Linked DNA regions of Homo sapiens: regions 1, 2, 3 and 4 are each linked to region 5. The links are chromatin contacts, found by Hi-C in ENCODE. All regions are on one chromosome and are shown on one strand. Each heading gives the region's core, a stretch centred on a gene start or an enhancer-like site at or near the end of the contact. The rest is flanking DNA. Distances are from core to core; before and after follow the strand shown. Region 1 holds the start of EXPH5 (exophilin 5). Region 2 holds the start of PDGFDDN (PDGFD downstream neighbor). Region 3 holds the start of C11orf65 (chromosome 11 open reading frame 65). Region 4 holds the start of POGLUT3 (protein O-glucosyltransferase 3). Region 5 holds the start of KBTBD3 (kelch repeat and BTB domain containing 3).

Evidence for each region. A loop is a pair of places that touch in the nucleus more often than their neighbours do. Pooled maps may share reads with other maps.
Region 1: a map of CD4-positive, alpha-beta memory T cell shows a loop between it and region 5 (10-fold over the local background). The contact joins the promoter of EXPH5 here to the promoter of KBTBD3 in region 5. A Hi-C loop is called at or near these places in 2 of 168 maps with a recorded cell type or tissue (CD4-positive, alpha-beta memory T cell and naive thymus-derived CD4-positive, alpha-beta T cell) and 9 of 50 pooled maps.
Region 2: a pooled map shows a loop between it and region 5 (6-fold over the local background). The contact joins the promoter of PDGFDDN here to the promoter of KBTBD3 in region 5. A Hi-C loop is called at or near these places in 2 of 37 single-sample maps with no recorded cell type and 5 of 50 pooled maps.
Region 3: a loop to region 5 is called in a map of ascending aorta, with 9 times the contacts of the local background. The contact joins the promoter of C11orf65 here to the promoter of KBTBD3 in region 5. A Hi-C loop is called at or near these places in 2 of 168 maps with a recorded cell type or tissue (ascending aorta and naive thymus-derived CD4-positive, alpha-beta T cell) and 14 of 50 pooled maps.
Region 4: a loop to region 5 is called in a map of gastrocnemius medialis, with 11 times the contacts of the local background. The contact joins the promoter of POGLUT3 here to the promoter of KBTBD3 in region 5. A Hi-C loop is called at or near these places in 2 of 168 maps with a recorded cell type or tissue (gastrocnemius medialis and naive thymus-derived CD4-positive, alpha-beta T cell) and 10 of 50 pooled maps.

Annotation. Positions count from the first base shown.
Region 1 is chr11:108,592,270-108,595,369 of GRCh38, forward strand. EXPH5 (exophilin 5) reads right to left here and starts at 1,499. Exons shown (of 6, transcript NM_015065.3): 1 at 1,149-1,499. The coding sequence starts at 1,267. RefSeq lists silencers at 976-1,035, 1,316-1,365, 1,386-1,685.
Region 2 is chr11:103,905,129-103,908,623 of GRCh38, forward strand. PDGFDDN (PDGFD downstream neighbor) reads right to left here and starts at 1,742. Exons shown (of 4, transcript XR_947960.3): 1 at 1-1,742. PDGFD (platelet derived growth factor D) reads right to left here. Exons shown (of 7, transcript NM_025208.5): 7 at 2,061-3,495.
Region 3 is chr11:108,465,860-108,469,377 of GRCh38, forward strand. It overlaps C11orf65 (chromosome 11 open reading frame 65), which reads right to left and starts at 1,670. Exons shown (of 9, transcript NM_152587.5): 1 at 1,612-1,670. RefSeq lists enhancers at 889-1,741, 1,682-1,826 and a cis regulatory region at 1,754.
Region 4 is chr11:108,496,974-108,500,087 of GRCh38, forward strand. POGLUT3 (protein O-glucosyltransferase 3) reads right to left here and starts at 1,411. Exons shown (of 8, transcript NM_153705.5): 1 at 1,192-1,411. The coding sequence starts at 1,393. LOC112267909 (a long non-coding RNA gene) reads left to right here and starts at 2,088. Exons shown (of 3, transcript XR_007062880.1): 1 at 2,088-2,677. RefSeq lists a silencer at 1,044-1,563.
Region 5 is chr11:106,075,362-106,078,844 of GRCh38, forward strand. It overlaps KBTBD3 (kelch repeat and BTB domain containing 3), which reads right to left and starts at 1,986. Exons shown (of 4, transcript NM_198439.3): 1 at 1,951-1,986; 2 at 1,146-1,346. It overlaps AASDHPPT (aminoadipate-semialdehyde dehydrogenase-phosphopantetheinyl transferase), which reads left to right and starts at 2,301. Exons shown (of 6, transcript NM_015423.3): 1 at 2,301-2,532. The coding sequence starts at 2,350. RefSeq lists enhancers at 1,779-1,898, 1,909-2,018, 2,329-2,568.

The DNA of each region.
Region 1 (3,100 bases), core at 249-2,748, 2.5 Mb after region 5:
GGGGAGAAGGGTGAAGTCAGGGCATTGGGCTTAGTGTATTCTAATTCTTTCTACAAAGACCAACTAGATTTTCCAATTTGAAGAGGGTCCCTGGAGGGTTTCTTTTGTCGGCGGTGGGGGACAGGCAATTCTAGAAAGAATTGGGAACCTGGAACTCGCATTAGCAAGCAGTTGATCATAAAACAAAATGACTTGCTAAATTCCAATCAATGGCACACAGTGTGGTCTGAGAGTGATGTCCTGAATTCCCTTCCACAGTTATCTAGAGAAGGACTTAGATGGATATATTCCAATATTGGCGAGAGAGTCCCTTTAATTCATTCCAGCACTTATCCCACACTTCCCCAGCAGAAAAACTGGTTAATGTACATCCTGGGTAATTATCTGTGTCTCTGGATTTCATTCTTTAGTAACTAATCCCTCACCTACAACAGTGTATAGTAAGGTCAAGGATGAAATTTCTCAGAAACTCGCTCCCCACAGCACCACGCACAAGAAGACCCACCCATTCCAGCCAACCCCGTGTGTCCAAGTCCCATTCGCCCACATAAGCCTCTATTTGACAAATTCCTCGAGCTCCTACCCTTGGGGTGGGGACCTTTCGCCTCCCGTGAGGTGCCGGCTCTCCCGTGCTTCGCTGACTGCCCGCATTGGGTGGGGAGATTCGCCTCTGGTGCCGAGGGAAAACTGCGTTAGGCGAGGGTGGAAGCTCTGTCGGACCCGTGCGAGCACGTGGGTGCGCGCGGGCCGCGGAGTGAGCAGCAGCCAGGATTCCTCTCCAGATCGCGCCCCCGCCGCATTTCATTGCCTGAAACGGCCCACGCCCCGCGATGGCCCAGCAGACACCCGGCACAGCACAGCGTCACTGCGCGGCCCCCGCAGCGCACGGACCCCCCCACCCTGCCCGACCCCAGACCCGCAGCCGAGCCCGTCTGGTATGTGGTGGGTGGAGAGGGTACCAACTAAGCATCCCAAAGTCCTTCAGGGAGCAACTCCGCGCAGTTTTCTCTTCCCGACCCGCAGCCTCCGCAGCAGCCGCTCGGAGCACCCCCGGGCAGGTGCCCCGCGCGAGCTCAGCGCCTTCCCCGCGGATCCCCGGCCCCTGCGGGACCCAGGCCCAGGACAAAAGAAATGAATTTGCTCTGTACCTGATCCTGTCCTTCTCGGCCCTCTGTAACTCCTCATTCCTTTCCAGCACCTGAAGGATCTTCCTGGCCTCTTCGTCATTTAAGAAACTGAAATCAAACGCCGGAGGAACTTTCGTCATTTTCTTTACTGTGTGTGAGTTACACTTAAGCTCCTTGGCGCCTCCTGTTAGGAAGGCATTTTTCAACCTGTACAAGACCAGTTTCACGAACTTGATCCCACAGCCAATAATAAGTCCGCCCCTTTGAAAGTCTAAAACCACAAACCTAGGGAACGCCCACACCTGAAGGGCTCATATTGACAATACCTTAATGACATGTTTCTCTCAACCTGTCCAACCGAGATGCAAAGTGAACGGCTAAAGGGAGAGAGGGAACCAATCCCGTTCCAAGGGGGCGGGCCCTCCCTTGTCCCCTCCCTCGTCCCCTCCCTCGTCTCGTCCCGTCCCTCGTCCCCTCCCTCGTCCCCTCCGGTCACCCTCCCCGCCCCCTATCTGAGTTGTTAAGCAAACAAGCCTACATAATTCTGCCTCTTAAGTGAGGCAAGGCTAAGTGTTGGCGCCAAAGTATTTGCTTTTGCTGTTGCTGTTTGCTCGCAGAACTTGAGCTTGATTAGTAAAGGAGTGAAAAAGGAGATTCATGACTAATCCTCCCTTTCAATAATTAAGAGCCCATAGAAAATAGAATTGCAAGTAGGGTTTGTAACTGGCAAAAGGGTTACTTATCTGAAAGACCAGGAAGAACTAAACTCAATTACACTACTGACTGTGGATGAACCTGGCTGAAGGGCGGAAATTAGTGTATCCTTGGAAACGAATTATTTGCCAAGCCTCTCATCCCACAGACACCCCCACCTCCACTGTCCCACAAAAGTCATTCTTAGACTTTAGAAACAAACAAACAAACAAACAAAACCGTTTATGGTATTTTAGGAGAAGACAGCCCAGAAGCAAAGGACTGTAGAAAACACCTGTTAGAAGTTTTCTGTAAGATTTTATTATCATCTTAATAAACTCAGAGAAGTAATACACATGCCATTTAAAAATACCTAATCCTCTGGTGAAAGCAAATGGTAATCCTATGAAGCCACAGAAATAGCTTTCCTAGAAAGTCAATTGTTCCACAATGCAATGAAGAATAATAGAAACTTATAAAGATATTCACATATATACTTTTTTTTTAATTATCAAGGCTTTTACAGAAAACATGTTTTTATCTTGGCTTCACTTCCTACCCAAAAATAACTCTGTCAGATTGACTTTCCTGCCCCATAGCCTTAATTTGGTCATTTTGAAGATGGTGGTGATGATTACTAACATATAAAATGTACTTCTACATATATCATTTCTTTTCATGGCACATAAACCCAATTAAAATTTTGTATCTGTACAAGAACATGATATCAAAAATTGCCACTTGTGTTTTGTTCTCTGGGCTACCCCATTTGATCATCATTATTTAAAACATGCCTAGGCAGCTAGCCATTCAGATAACTTTCTGTGGGTGTCTGTTATTTGTGTGAACCAGGAACCAATTTTGTTCACCCATGGTGTACACAATACAGAACTCCTTTATAAATAGTGTCTGTATTAATGATCCTGTTTTGGGAGTATGTCTTGTATATGGTGTCCAGTTTTTCTAGTGTGTTCATTTATTCAGCATACACATGGGACTTTTCAATATGGTCACTGGTGGGATTTTACACTGTTTCCAGTATATCAGTGAACTGATTTCAACCAACGTATCCTGGTGCCTATTACATGAAGGCATCACACACTGTGAACAACACAGTCCTTGTCTTTAGAAAGTTTGTAATCCAGTGGGAGAGATACACAAATAGAAAGATGACTATGTAAAAAAGAACATAATAGAGGAATAAAGAAAATTCCATGAGCACACAGAAAAGTTAGTGCCAACTGAGTGGATGGAGAGAGGATACGGTATTTAGGTTGCTG
Region 2 (3,495 bases), core at 492-2,991, 2.2 Mb before region 5:
TGACAAGTAGAGGCAGGTGAGAAAGGAAGCCTGTGGGAGACACAGGGAGAAAGGAAAGTCTAGAAAGACACTAGAAGGCCTGAAGAGGAGAAATTTATACTATGACCTCAACCAGAAACAGGTTAGAGACCTTAGTTCTTAAAAGGGAACTTGTATTGTAGGTATTATTTAAAATGTAAATTGAATCCAAGAATGATTTTAACATTTGGTTTCTGGTCACTAAACCTGGCAATAAGTATAAACAGTTTAAAATAATCACAAAGTCAAATGATTTTGCTAGAAAATGAAGATTTCTTGGTCCACAGCTTGTTGCACTGAGTATATTAACCTATGTTAAGAAGTTAGCTCCACTCTCTTTTAATGTAGTCTGCTAAATAATTTTTAGACATCTCTATAGAAATGAAATTTATTCAAAAAAAGGACACAAATTAGTTTGCAAAATTCAGAAATATAACTGGAAAAGCAAGCATAAAGTCTTACATTAAGTGGTTAGTTGCTTATCCCTTGTTGATGCCTATTTTATTTGAGAGATATCCCAGTTGTGCTATGCTAAGTTTTGAAGGTCTGTGTAGTCTTTAACTTGATCTTTAAAAACAACAGAATTTGAGTGAATGTCAATAAAACCAGTGAATTATAAATATTCTGTCTTCTAGCATGTTTGACTAGGGCTGCCAATAAACAAAATTATATTTCCTAGGACTTCAGGCATGAATACTAATCTATTGAATTTTAATTTAATATTCTATGAGGAACCTAGGAGAGTATCAACAATTTAGACATCTGTTGAGTTATTCTCAGAATAAAACTGGACATGTGAACATTTCAGGAAATGAAATAAAATTCTTAATGTCTTTGTATTAAAATGCAACATATATACATACATATATACACATATATTCACATATATATACATATATATATTACTATTATGACTTTTTACCTAAAAACCCCAGTTACTTGAATTAGCTATTAGGCACAGAATTATTCGACCCTGTCCCCATCCCTCTCCCATGCTCACACACTAGCTAGTATTTCTGATGGTAAAATTAATTCTTGCCACAGAATACAGGTCTTTACTCCCATTCCCCAAATGACCTAAAACCACTAAAATGGCAGAGTTTCATTCAACACTGCAGCTGCTATTTTGTCTCCAGCAGGATGATATAAAGATTAGGCTATAATCAAAAGCAAAAATTCTTGCATGTGCATTGCAGCTAGAAGAGCTCTCTTTATGCTATGTGCCTCTTCACAAATTACAAAGCAAATGATATAGGAGTGTAGCTCCTAAACTGGTCTGTCTGAACTGATAACACTGAATCACTAGTTGGCTGGGGTGTCCACCCAGATGGGAAAAGGAGGTGGATAAAAGGGAAATGAGGTTGTAATGTTGTTGACTTCAGGCCTCAAGGAAGAGACAGCTGTGGATTTTCTTAGGTGAGGAACAATGTCAGAGGAGAACATAATTCATTATAAGACTCATGGGGAAACAGTCAAATGAAGAAGCAACAAAGCAGCAACAAAACCAAACCCAAGTCTTGCCCCACTGTGCAGCTGCAGGACAAAGACAGAACAGAAGCCTGTAATTGGGGAACAAAGTGTTGTTCTTTCGGGCATTATAAAATGAAGCCTTCAGAAATCACTCAATCTTGTCATTCCAAACAGTTTGATGCATTTGTGAAAAAAAGTTTTCCTTTTTTTTTTTTTTGAAAGGAGTCTTGTTCTGCAGCCCAGGCTGGAGTGCAGTGGCGTGATCTCGGCTTACTGCAACCTCTGCCTCCCGGTTCAAGTGATTCTCCTGCCTCAATCTCCTGAGTAGCTGGGACTAAAGGCGCCCACCACCACACCTGGCTCATTTTTGTATTTTTAGTAGAGACAGGGTTTCGCCATGTTGACCAGGATGGTCTCGATCTCCGTGTGATCCACCCCCTCGGCCTCCCCAAGTGCTAGGATTACAGGCTTGAGCCCCCGCGTCCAGCTGGAAGTTTTCTTTTCTTTTTTTTTTTCTTTTTTAGCAGTGTACACCTTTTAAAACTGCAATTGAGTACTAAATAATGGAGTAGTTTTGTTCAAAAGCAATATTTATTTTTCATGAAGATAAGAGGCATATTACATTCGCTATAGAAAATGCTATGAGAGGAAAAAGCTGCATGTTACCGATATGACAAAAAACATAAAAAACTCTACTTATGAAAGTGTTTTGCCCTATAAGAACATATTCAATAAAAGGCATTATTCCAGGTGAATGAGCCATGCGGAAATGTGGATTTATTAGGGTTTGTTTTGAAATGTAATTTGTACGGCCAGCTTTTTATTCCTTTGATGGCTATCAAATAGATTTATTGGCTACATGTTAGAAGTGCAAAAGATAACAGGTAACCAAGGGAGAAGTTTTAATAAAACTCTCAGGAAAGGCAAAGAAAAGTGAGTGAATATGCCTGCTTACATTTCAGCTAATAAATAAAAAGTGCAGATAGGGCTTTAACTGAAAACCTTGCTGGTTATTGCAGCCTGGAAGGTTTATTGAAAACTGGGTAGAACACTCTCATTTTTTATATTTACAGCTACATTGTGAGCTGTTCAGGTTAGAGTGATGTAACGTTCATTTTGACTTTGGTACAGGAAACTGATGTTTTCACAGGAAACTTGCAAAGCAGTTATGAAGAGGAAGAGCGTTCTTAATTATTAGTGTCTGCCTGAGCTATTTCTGATTGTGTTCTGGGATTTTAGAGAATTGAACAATAGAGTATTTAATTTTACCACTCCCCTCTTGAGTAAAAACATCAGACACTTTTAGGAAAGTTTTAGAAGGTACATCTTCAATAAGCAGAGATCTTTCATCTCAAATAACTGGGAAGAATTGCACTGCTTAAGAATAGTTGAACTTGGACCTGAGAGCACCATACTTAGAAATCTAAGTATATTTAGGTCACTCATCTAACACTGGGACTTTACCAGCCCTGTCACCCAAACTGGTTGTAGTTAGTAGGACCACAAAGTCACTGAAGAAATCTGCTTTCCTTTTAACTTTCAAGGCAATAAGAAAAATGTAGTTCTCTGTTAGCAGTCCCTGAGCTATCTGAATTTCGGTGTTTCTCTCTTAAGCCTCTTGCTTTGGAGGATGATGAATCATTTCCTACTCCTGGAGTTAGTCTCCTTTAAAACAGACACAAAGGAGGCAGAGAGAAAAAATTACTCTAAATACCATTAACCAATGTAAAACAGTTTTCTATTAAACAGTAGGACAGCAGGGCCAAACTTGTGTTACCACAATTGACAACTGGCTTCTTAAAGCAAGCTCCATAGATTAAGAACCATAGCCTCTAGGACTGATTTTACTTGGTTCAGAAACAGGAAATCAGAACAGTGAGCAAGTATACGATTAGAAATTTACATTAATAAAATGTGATTTTTTTGATACACAAAAGCTTTTAGGTTGTAAATAATCTATGATGGCCTGCCAAATATAAAATGCCATTATAAATCCATGTCTATATT
Region 3 (3,518 bases), core at 420-2,919, 2.4 Mb after region 5:
TGTAATCCCAGCTACTCAGGAAGGCTGAGGCAGGAGAATTGCTTGAACCTGGCAGGCGGAGGTTGCGGTGAGTCGAGATCATGCCACTACTCCAGCCTGGGCAACAAGAGTGAAACTCGGTCTAAAAAAAAAAAAAAACAACAACAACAACAAAAAACGACAGATTCTAAAGCATGTTAAAATGTACCATCCAGTAGTGAGGGAGAAATTAAAGTGACGGAGAACTTAAAGGGGCAAAAAAAGGGATAAGTTAAATGGTAAAACCTTTGAGTAGGTGTAAGAGGACACCATCTGGAGCAGAAAGGAGGGTGGGACCGTTGCTGGCTTTAGATAAGAAATAAGATCGACTTTATATGGTTATTATGATGCTCCAGATAAAATAACCATTGTGAAAACCCTTCATAAGTTTTAAGATACTAAAATGTACTACCAGGCCGGGTCTGGTGGCTCAGGCCTGTAATCCTAACATTTTGGGAGGCCAAGGTGGGCAGATCACCTTAAGTCAGGGGTTTGAGACCAGCCTGGCCAATATGGTGAAACCCTGTCTCTAGTAAAAATACAAAAATAAACTGGGTGTGGTGGCGCACACTTGCAGTCACAGCTACTCGGAAGGCTGAGGCAGGAGAATAACTTGAACCCAGGAGGCAGAGGTTGCAGTGAACTGAGATCACGCCACTGCACTCAGCCTGGGCAACACAGCGAGATGCCTTCTCAAAAACAAACAACAACAAAAAACTAACCAAATAAAATGTACTATCAAACAACTGCTCAGGCAATGAAGTATTTTACTACACCCATGTGCCACTTGTAGATTCACAGATAAGTATTTTCCAAGCTTATTATATCCCTAATCAATAAAATTTTTTATCATAATAGATGATGTTTTCACTTATTTATTTTTACGCTTCGTGGAAAAAAGCCCACAAGACGTGTTTGGATTCTTGGTTTCACTTTTAAAGCAGCAAACAATCTTTACTTTGCTTGAATTGGAACCTGTATACGTCCTATTTTGTTTCCTCTACTAAATTTATTGAATAAACAAATGATTCGCGTGGCCTTTATAAGTTTCGTAATTTCGCTTTTCCTTTTTACCTGTGGTCCTTGATGCTAGGGGCAGGAGAAGAAAAACTAACCTATTCTTTAAAAACGCGTTTCCCTTTTCCATCTCTAAAAAAACTGAAAAGACGTAAAACAAATGGGAGGGGGCAAAGGAAAGAAATGAGGAAAAATCTAAGGAAGATTAATGTGTACTTCCCGGTCAGCGGGAAGGTGGACGGAGTAATATCTTTGCGGAGGATTGGGGTGTGGGGATCTGTGAAGGCGCAGTATGAGCAGTAAGGACTTGTCAACCAGCCCGACGCAACTTCACCGAGGGCGAGGAAAGGAGCTCTGAGGAAGGGGTTACTCCCGGGCAGGACTGTAAACCAGCTGGAGGCCTCGCTGGGAGGGCTTTAGAGGAATGAAACGTCCTTAAGAGGGGCGGATGGGGAATGGTATCAAGGGTATGGGTTCTTTAGGGCCTTGAAACAACGAAGGCTCAAACCAGTGGGCACAAAGGCTACCGGAACAGTAGTACGCGCTGAGAGAAGGGACACTATTCCCTTCACCTACCAATCGCTGCTGGCCCGGGCGCCGCTGGACTCCTAGGTAACGTCGCAGGCGGAAATGACGTAACTCAATCCGTTCTGTCCCGCCCCATTGCCCTCCTAGCCCCGCCTTCTAGGCCCCGCCTTTCCTCTATTCGCGCTCTGACAAAGTGCAGGGGATATAGACCAACCGCTTGTGAAGGCTGCTGGTTCTGTTAGAAGCCCGCTTTCGATTGTCAGTGGCTTTGAGGCAAAGGATTTTGGAAGGGAAAGCAAAGTGATTGTCTACGAAGTTGGGCTTAGTATATAATAAAGCCCAGTCATTTCAACCAAGAACCTTAAAGATGTTGAGAAATATAATGAAATATTTTCTATTAATTTTTGTAAAATTTTTCTTGAGATAGGGTCTCAATCTGTGGCCGAGGCTGGAGTGCAGTGGCGCGATCTCGGCTCACTGCAGCCTGGAACTCCCCTGGCTCAGGTGATTCTCCCACGTCAGCCTCCCGAGTAGCTGGGACCGTAGGAGTGCACCACCACGCCAGGCTCATTTTTCTATTTTTATTAATAGTGGCGACAGGGTTTCTCCATGTTGTCCAGGCTGGTCTTGAACTCCTGGGCTCCAGCGATCCCCCCCTACCCCATCTCCCGCCTTGGCCTCCCAAAGTGCTAGGATTACAGGCGTGAACCACCGCGCCCGGCCTATTTAATTAGTTTAATTTATTCATTTGAAAATGAGACAACTGATCCTTCTAGCTATTTGACAGGTCTTGCTCAAGGTCAAAGAATACGTGACTTGCAGTCCAATGTTATTTCTAAATGTAAGCTCTTCAGCTGGTTAAGCTAAACTGCTTTAAGTGAAAACAGACGACCTCTTGAATGAGTTTTCAAATGACCTTAAATAATGCAAGCACTGCTTATCTAAAGCAAGTCTGACTTGCTTGAATTCTGAGTCTGACACTTTGGCAGTGCTTTAGTTGGTCACAGATTATTGCAATGTGAAAAAATCTTGTTCAGAACTGCCCAGTTTTGCTATGTTCGTCCTATGTTCATGCATGGAATATAATTTGTTTGTAAGGAAGATAAACTTTTAAGGAGGGAAAAGAAACACCTGAAGAGAAATTTCCCTGTATAATGAAAACATTTGTACAGAAAAAATTCTTGGTAGGTTAATTCAGTGACTCACTGAACTTCCAGAGTTCTTTAAAATCATCACAATCATAAGCAAGGGGTGAGCTTCAGTTCCTCTTTATGTAGTTGCCTTGATGCATTAATACACAGTAGTTATGAACAATAAACTGTAAAAATATAGTCATGGAAACATTATGTATATCTTAATTTTCAATCTAATAGAAACTGGGTTAAAAAATTTAAATTCAGGCCAGGTGTGGTGGCTCACACCTGTAATCCCAGCACTTTGGGAGGCTGAGGTGGGCGGATCACTTGAGGTCAGGAGTTCAAGACCAGCCTGGACAACATGGTGAAACCCCCTCTCTACTAAAAATACAAAAATTAGCCCAGCCTCCCAAGTAGCTGGGACTACAGGCGCCCTCCATGATACCCGGCTAATTTTTTGTATGTTTAGTAGAGACGGGGTTTTACTGTGTTAGCCAGGATGGTCTCAATCTCCTGGTGGCGCGCTGCCTGTAGTCCCAGCTACTCAGGAAGCTGAGGCAGGAGAATTGATAGAACCCGGGAGGCAGAGGTTGGTTGCAGTGAGCCGAGATAGCGCCATTGCACTTCAGCCTGGCAACACAGCAAGATTCCCTCTAAAAAAAAAAAAAAATTAAATTCAAAATTACACAACAATGTGAATGTACTTAAGTCCACTGAATTGTACAATTGAAACTAGTTAGAAGGATAAATTTATGTATATTTTACCACAATTTAAAAATTTTAAATTAAAAAACTGCAAAACTAAGCCAGTAAATAATT
Region 4 (3,114 bases), core at 161-2,660, 2.4 Mb after region 5:
CAGCAAACCTTCTCATCCTTCAAGTCTCTGCTCCTGAAATCTTCCTGGATTTCTCCAGTCTCTGGCAGTGCTTCAATGTTGCCACTGCACTCTGTACATACCTTCAATTATCTTGTACAGTGATCAGTTATTTGCATGTCTTTGACCAACAGACTGTAAGTTCCTTGATGGTCAGGCATTGTCTTTTCATCCTTAGATTCCCAGCAGAATTACCAAACACAGAAGTAGACATCAAAGAAGTATTTCTTGAATGAATGAAATTTTAAAAATCATTAAATCTAAAAGTGAATTATGTTTGGTTCCTAAATTCTCTGCTTTGCCCAGCTGTCAAGACCCCCTTACCCCTTTCCCAAGTTGGGACACACTTCTGGCAGCTATGTTCCCAGCTGGACTAGCAGGGGCAGAGGCACTGGTTTATTCTAATTGTCTCTTCGCTGATACAACAAGGTGCTAGTTGGCCAGAGCCCCAAATTATACATTAGCAAATCCTGACTGACAACAGCGTGAAACCAGCAGGACAAGTTTTAAGAAGTTGCAAAGGTTAAGACGTGAAGGACAACGTGGGAGGAGGACCGGGCAGAAAGGGATTCAGGACGAGATCCATCTCACCCTCCGTGGAGGGAAAACCGAATGATTTCTACTGAGTTTCCCTAGTTCCTGTAATCTGCTTTCAAAAACTCAGAACTAAAAAGGAAACAAAAAACTAACACGTAAACCCCTCCTCCTTCCTACGGCTCTGACATTTCCTCTGCGTAGGATTTCGTTGCTCCAAACCCACCAGGCCTAAGCCATGTAATCCGACGCGATCCGTCGGCTTGATGACTCACCACTGGAAAGCGCTCCCTGCAATCCCTCACAGTTCAGACAACTAAGTCCGAGATGGAAGGCAACGTGTGACTCACGGCACACTCCTTGTAACGCCCGGGCGCCGTCCATTCGCAACATCAGTCCCTGCACATTAAATGCGGAAGGGCCCTTCAAGTTCATTCATTCATTCATTCCACAAACTTTCGTGGTGATTTTTGCCCGCTTTGAGTATGGGCGGGAGGAGGGAAGAGGAGCTGACCAGACCCAAAAAGGGGCGACACACGCCGGGGAGGGACGCCACGCAGGCCGCGGGCGGACTCCCGGGCGGCGGGGACGCGCGGGGACCCGGCCGCGGGACGAGGGAGGCCGGCGGCTGGACACTACCTGCGGGAGAGCGAGTGAGGTTCTGGCCCTCCGAGTTGACCGCCTGCAGGTAGAAATAGCGGACCGGCAGGACGACGGCCGCCTGCAGCCCGGGCCCCCACACCAGGCTCCGCGGCGCGCTGACCAGCACCTCCGGGGCCCCCGCGGCCACCAGCAGGGCGAGGCGCAGCTGCAGCAGCAGGGCCCGCGGGAGGCGGCGCATGGTCGGCGGGGCACAACTGCGGTCCAGCTCCGCGGCGGCGAGGAGGGGCCGGCAGCGCCGCGGACCGGGCGGGGACTGGGGCCCACCGCGGGGCGGGTCTTTCGGGCGGGAAAGATTGCGGCGCAGGCTCCCTTTCCCGCCCGCTGTCCCGCCTCGTCTCCCTCGGGCGGGAACGCGAGCCAGTGCCGCAATCACCCACTGCGCGCCCTGTAGGGGTCGACGATGGGTGCGCCCCTTCCTCCCCGCAGCCCCATAGGCCCCGTGGAGGAAAGGGGTGGAGAGGCCCGCCCAGAGACCGAGGCTGCGAGTGTGCGCTGGCTGTTGATTGCCAAGGCTTCAGGCACGCCTGGCCTCCACTTCCAGTGGTCTTTCCCTTTCTTTTTCTTCCTTCCTTTCCTTCTTTCTTCTCTTTTCTTTCTCTGTTTTTATACAGACAAGGGGGCTGGCTCTGTCGCCTAGGCTGGAGTGCAATGGCGCGACCACAGCTCACTGCAGCCTGGAACTCGTGGGCTCAGGAGATCCTCCCGCCTCAGCCTCCCGAGTAGCTGGGACTGACTGTAGGCACACGACACCACGCTGGCTAATTTAATTTATTATTATTATTATTATTATTATTATTATTATTATTATTACTATTACTATTTGTAGAGACGGGGTCTCCCTATGTTGCCCAAGGTGGTCTTGAACTCCTGGTTTCAAGCAATCCGCCCGCCTCGGCTTCCCAAAGTGCCGGGATTACAGGCATGAGCCACCGGGTCCGCCGCTCAGGTGTTTTTAAAGGACGTAGACCCGGTGGTGATTGTTGTGGGACGATGAAAGGGTCCGGCCCCAAGATCGATGTAGTTTAGGGAAATATCTTTTCCCAAGGAATGTCTCCGAGTTTACAAGATGAGCGCCAAGGTCACGCCCCCCGCCCTCCCTCACAGCCCTCTGTTCACAGCAGCACCGTTCTCTTGTGGCCGGTTTTGTTGCTTTTCTGCTTAGCAGCCTCCCTCACAGAACCGTGATCCCCCCACCCCACACATCCCTTTCCCCGCTTCCTCCCGCACTCCTCTTCTTCCAGCAGGTGTTTACAGAACATCCACGGAGTTTGGGCCAAGCCCAGAGTGAGGAGCTGGGCACTGGGGTGGCAGAAGACCAGGCCTTGCCTTGAGCCCTTGTGCGAGCTTTACCTCAAAGCCTCTGTAATCGAAGTGGGAGAAGGGGTGGTGGTGCGTGGTTGGTCTCAGCCACCTCCACCACTCCTCAGAAGATGAACGCTGGATCCAGGAAGAGATTGTCAAGGTTACTATCTGCCTCTCTTTTTTGATCATTTTATCCAATTTGTTAATGGATACAAATTTGTTAATGGATTGTTAATAGATCTGAATTTATTTAAAGCCAATAAAGATTCTCCTCTGGCTGAATGATCCAGAAGGAACTCACACCCCAGAATGGACACAGGATTTCTGCACCCTCTTGGGGGAACTTAATGCCCAAAACATCAGAGCCAGGCACTGGACAAGCCTTTGTCCGCCTCACGGCTTTAACCGTGCTACTCAGCATTCTTGCTGTGACCAAGTTTTACCAGGGCAAAATCTTTCCCACATTTTCACACTTCTCTTGACCTATTTTAGTAATGCTAAGCAGTGGTTATGGACAGTATTCTTTGTACTTTGGAAAGGTTTCAGGAACTGGTAGTCAGTTGCCGGTAAATTTTAGGGCTAAAGTGTAACATTACT
Region 5 (3,483 bases), core at 736-3,235:
TTGACAGTAATAAATCTATTGTGGAGTCATTAATAACATTTACTCATGTATACTATTTGTAAAAGGTATACATGACATTCCCTCTCAAGTACTGTACATTCTATTTTGCAAGATAACACACATGAAAATAATTCAGGACAATAGGAGAGACGTCATAAGGCAATACTAGAATAACTGCCAAATGAATTACATAAACAATACTGTTTTGGAAAAAGGTACTCTGAAGTAGGCCCTAAGAGAAGGTTTAAGCTAAGCTCTGGAGAATTTGTAAAACCACACAGGGAAGGGGATTAAACAAACCTATAAAATATGTTCACAGGGTGATAGGTTTGGGGCTGAGGTTTGGAAGTGGAGAGAGTAAGCTATTTTAGACTAGGTGAACAGAGACATTCTGTTTGGTATGAGATTTGGGCCTGAATGATACAGAGGAAACAAGGAATGTGATAATGGGAGAAGGGGAGAATATTCTAGATTCTAGACCAAGTACAAATAATCCCTACGTTACTGTCTGTGTATTAGGCTCCATAGATCTAATACACAGAGATCTTGCTCGATGGTAAAATAATGGGATATGAATTCCTGAATTTAAACAAATTCTCTTTCTGAGCTCATTGTCTCCATCAGTAATAACTAGTGCACAGAACATGTGCAATAACGTACACAGAAGTGTTTTGGAAACAGAAACGTAATGTATCAAAGTTATAAAAATCAGTTTAAAACGACAAGAAGGAAAGGTTATATGATTCTTAGTTAAAAATGGAGAAGTGAGTTATGATCATTGCTGATATGGGTATTAGTATCACTTACGTATCTTTACACTGTCTCTTATTGTACTTTTTATGCGTATGATTTATTTGCCTTACCAGATTGTAAGCTCCCTGCAGCTGGTAAGCAGATTTTCAACATGGCAGCTGACACAGGCTTTTGGTTAGCTAAGATGATATATTAAGCCAATAATTCGTTTTACTGTCCTTTGGGGATCTGAATTTGTGTGTGTGTGTGCTCAGAATCCCATCTACTTTCGAGGGATTCGGGGGGCTTATGATATCACGAAAAGTTAATGAAGACAAGTATAGATAAAAACATAATAGAACCCATCTTAAATAGGACAGAAATCATAGGCAGGTAATTGTGTTAATTACTACCGCTGGCCTTTGGCTGATATTTCCGGGCAGTCAGAGGAAGAAGGAAATCGGCTGAATCCCGCAGTACCGCACTTTAATCGACCTCCAGGTAGTCATTTACAGTCATCTGCAGAGACCAACTTTTCCCTGGACCAAAACCTGCAGGGCACTTGGATCGCGTGGGCTTTCATACGAGAGTCAACAACAGCCTACACGGAACAACTAAGGAAACAGACATACATCAATATGACCCTTCGCAAAGTCTGAGAAAATAACTGAGCAAAGTTATTTACTTGTTTCTGTTGCTGTTAGAGCAAGGACCTCTGTCATGATGGAAACACTGATACCTCAACAATGGAATCCTGTTTTCTCGCTAGTGCTCTAGCCCAGGCTTGGCAATAGCAAAACAGCACCTGGGTCGCTTCATCGCCCCAAATAAACAGCCAGCATTAGCTCAGCTGCTCGCTGGCAGCCTCGGATCCAGGCGGGGTCAGTGTTGCGCACTGGGGATAGTGCCTCTGCTCGGCCTTCGGAGGGAGGGTTTCAGGTAGGCTGCTGCTAAGGGTCGGGAGCGTACTGTGTGAGGGTGGGTCTTAGGCTGATGCGGATGGGGGCAGGGAAAGAAGGAACTCAGGGCTGATGCGTTGCACAACTGCAGGGGGCACCACTGCAGACCCCCTCCTAGAGATGGAAACCTCTCGTGCCCCGTACACGAAGCAGCTGAAGCCAAGGACATTCTCTTCTCTGTGGGTCACAGGGGCCAACTCAGACCCTGAGAATAAGGGCTACCATCCCACTCCTCCCTCAGACCCCGGAGCTCACCCACCTGCAACTGCAGTCTCCGAAGTCTCCACCCCAGTCTCCCTGCCTCCAGAGGACTGGTTGCGATTGGCCTGCACCGCTGTCCCGTTAACTCTTCCGCAAGTGTGAGTGGCGTAACTGTCGGGCTCTTGGCCTTGGTCCCGCCCTTCGCTCGCCTCCGAAGCCTCGCCTACTTGACGTCATACAATGCCGCAAAGCGCAGGGCTGATCTCCGTCTCCGCCCCCAGCTGCTTTCTCCGAGAGGAGGTGGCTGAGTCGGGGGCGGGCTGGGAGGGCTGTCGGTGGGCCAGTCTGCGTAGCGACGGCCCGTCCCCTGCGCACGGACGCCGGGAAGAAGGGGGTGGGGCCACGTTTGCGTCCGCGCCATCAGGCCCGAGATAGCGGCGAGGTCCGCTTTCAGTGTATGGTTTTCCCTGCCAAACGGTTCTGCTTGGTGCCATCCATGGAGGGCGTGCGCTGGGCCTTTTCCTGCGGCACTTGGCTGCCGAGCCGAGCCGAATGGCTGCTGGCAGTGCGATCGATTCAGCCCGAGGAGAAGGAGCGCATTGGCCAGTTCGTCTTTGCCCGGGACGCTAAGGCAGCCATGGTACTACAGGTCTTTTTTGGTATTTAGAGCCTAGGAAGCAGATCTTGGGGGAGGCGGGCCGGGCTGTGGAGACCCGACACTCCCGCGCTGGCCGCGACCCTCTCGCTGTGGAGCCTGTGGCCGGCCCGGGCGACAGCAGCCGGCGCTGCGGAGTTGTGGGCGACGCACGGCCTGGTTTCCACGGCCTTTGTAACCGCCTTGGAGGCCGCGATGGCTGTAAACATTATCTCTTTCCCCTTGTTATTTCAAATGGAGACCCTCCTAAACCATGAAATAAGTGTAGGGAAGGCCGACAAAATTGGGTTTTTCTGTAATGAATGTTTTTATGTCTTTATCTTTAAATGTTATTTTTTTTTGTTTGTGTGCGTTCATAGCCTATGCTTATTCTGCCTGTTAAATATCCCATCATTCTCCAAGGACTCCCTGCACGTGGTAGGCCCTAGAAATTATTGACAGTATGATTTAGTTTGTAGCCCTGCGCTCCCCGGGATTGAAGCCAATGAAATTGAAGCCAGAGAGGATACCTTCCTCACTAGATGCCATGGGAAACAGTATTTTACGTAGATTTATTTATTTTAGCTATGTATTTTGAAGCAACAAATGGAAAACTGGATTTCAAAACAAGTAATCTGTACAATATGGTGCAATTTGAAACAACCGTGAATTACCATCATTTAAAAGACAGTCCTTTCTTAAAAATGTCCCATATTGAAACACTTTCTGTTTGAAATGTAGACTAGTTGATAATTTTTAAGGCACATTGGTGAAAATTTTTTACTCATTTGTAAGGAATTGTAAAATAAGCTACATTTAAAAGCCTGCAGTTTTTAAAAGTCAGTGTTAGAATTGAAGAAGAAAAAAACCTGAAAGATATTTTTAAAAATATATACTTTGTCATCTTATATTCTTGTTTTTTTGTGTGTGTGTTTTTAGTAATTATTTAAAAAATAA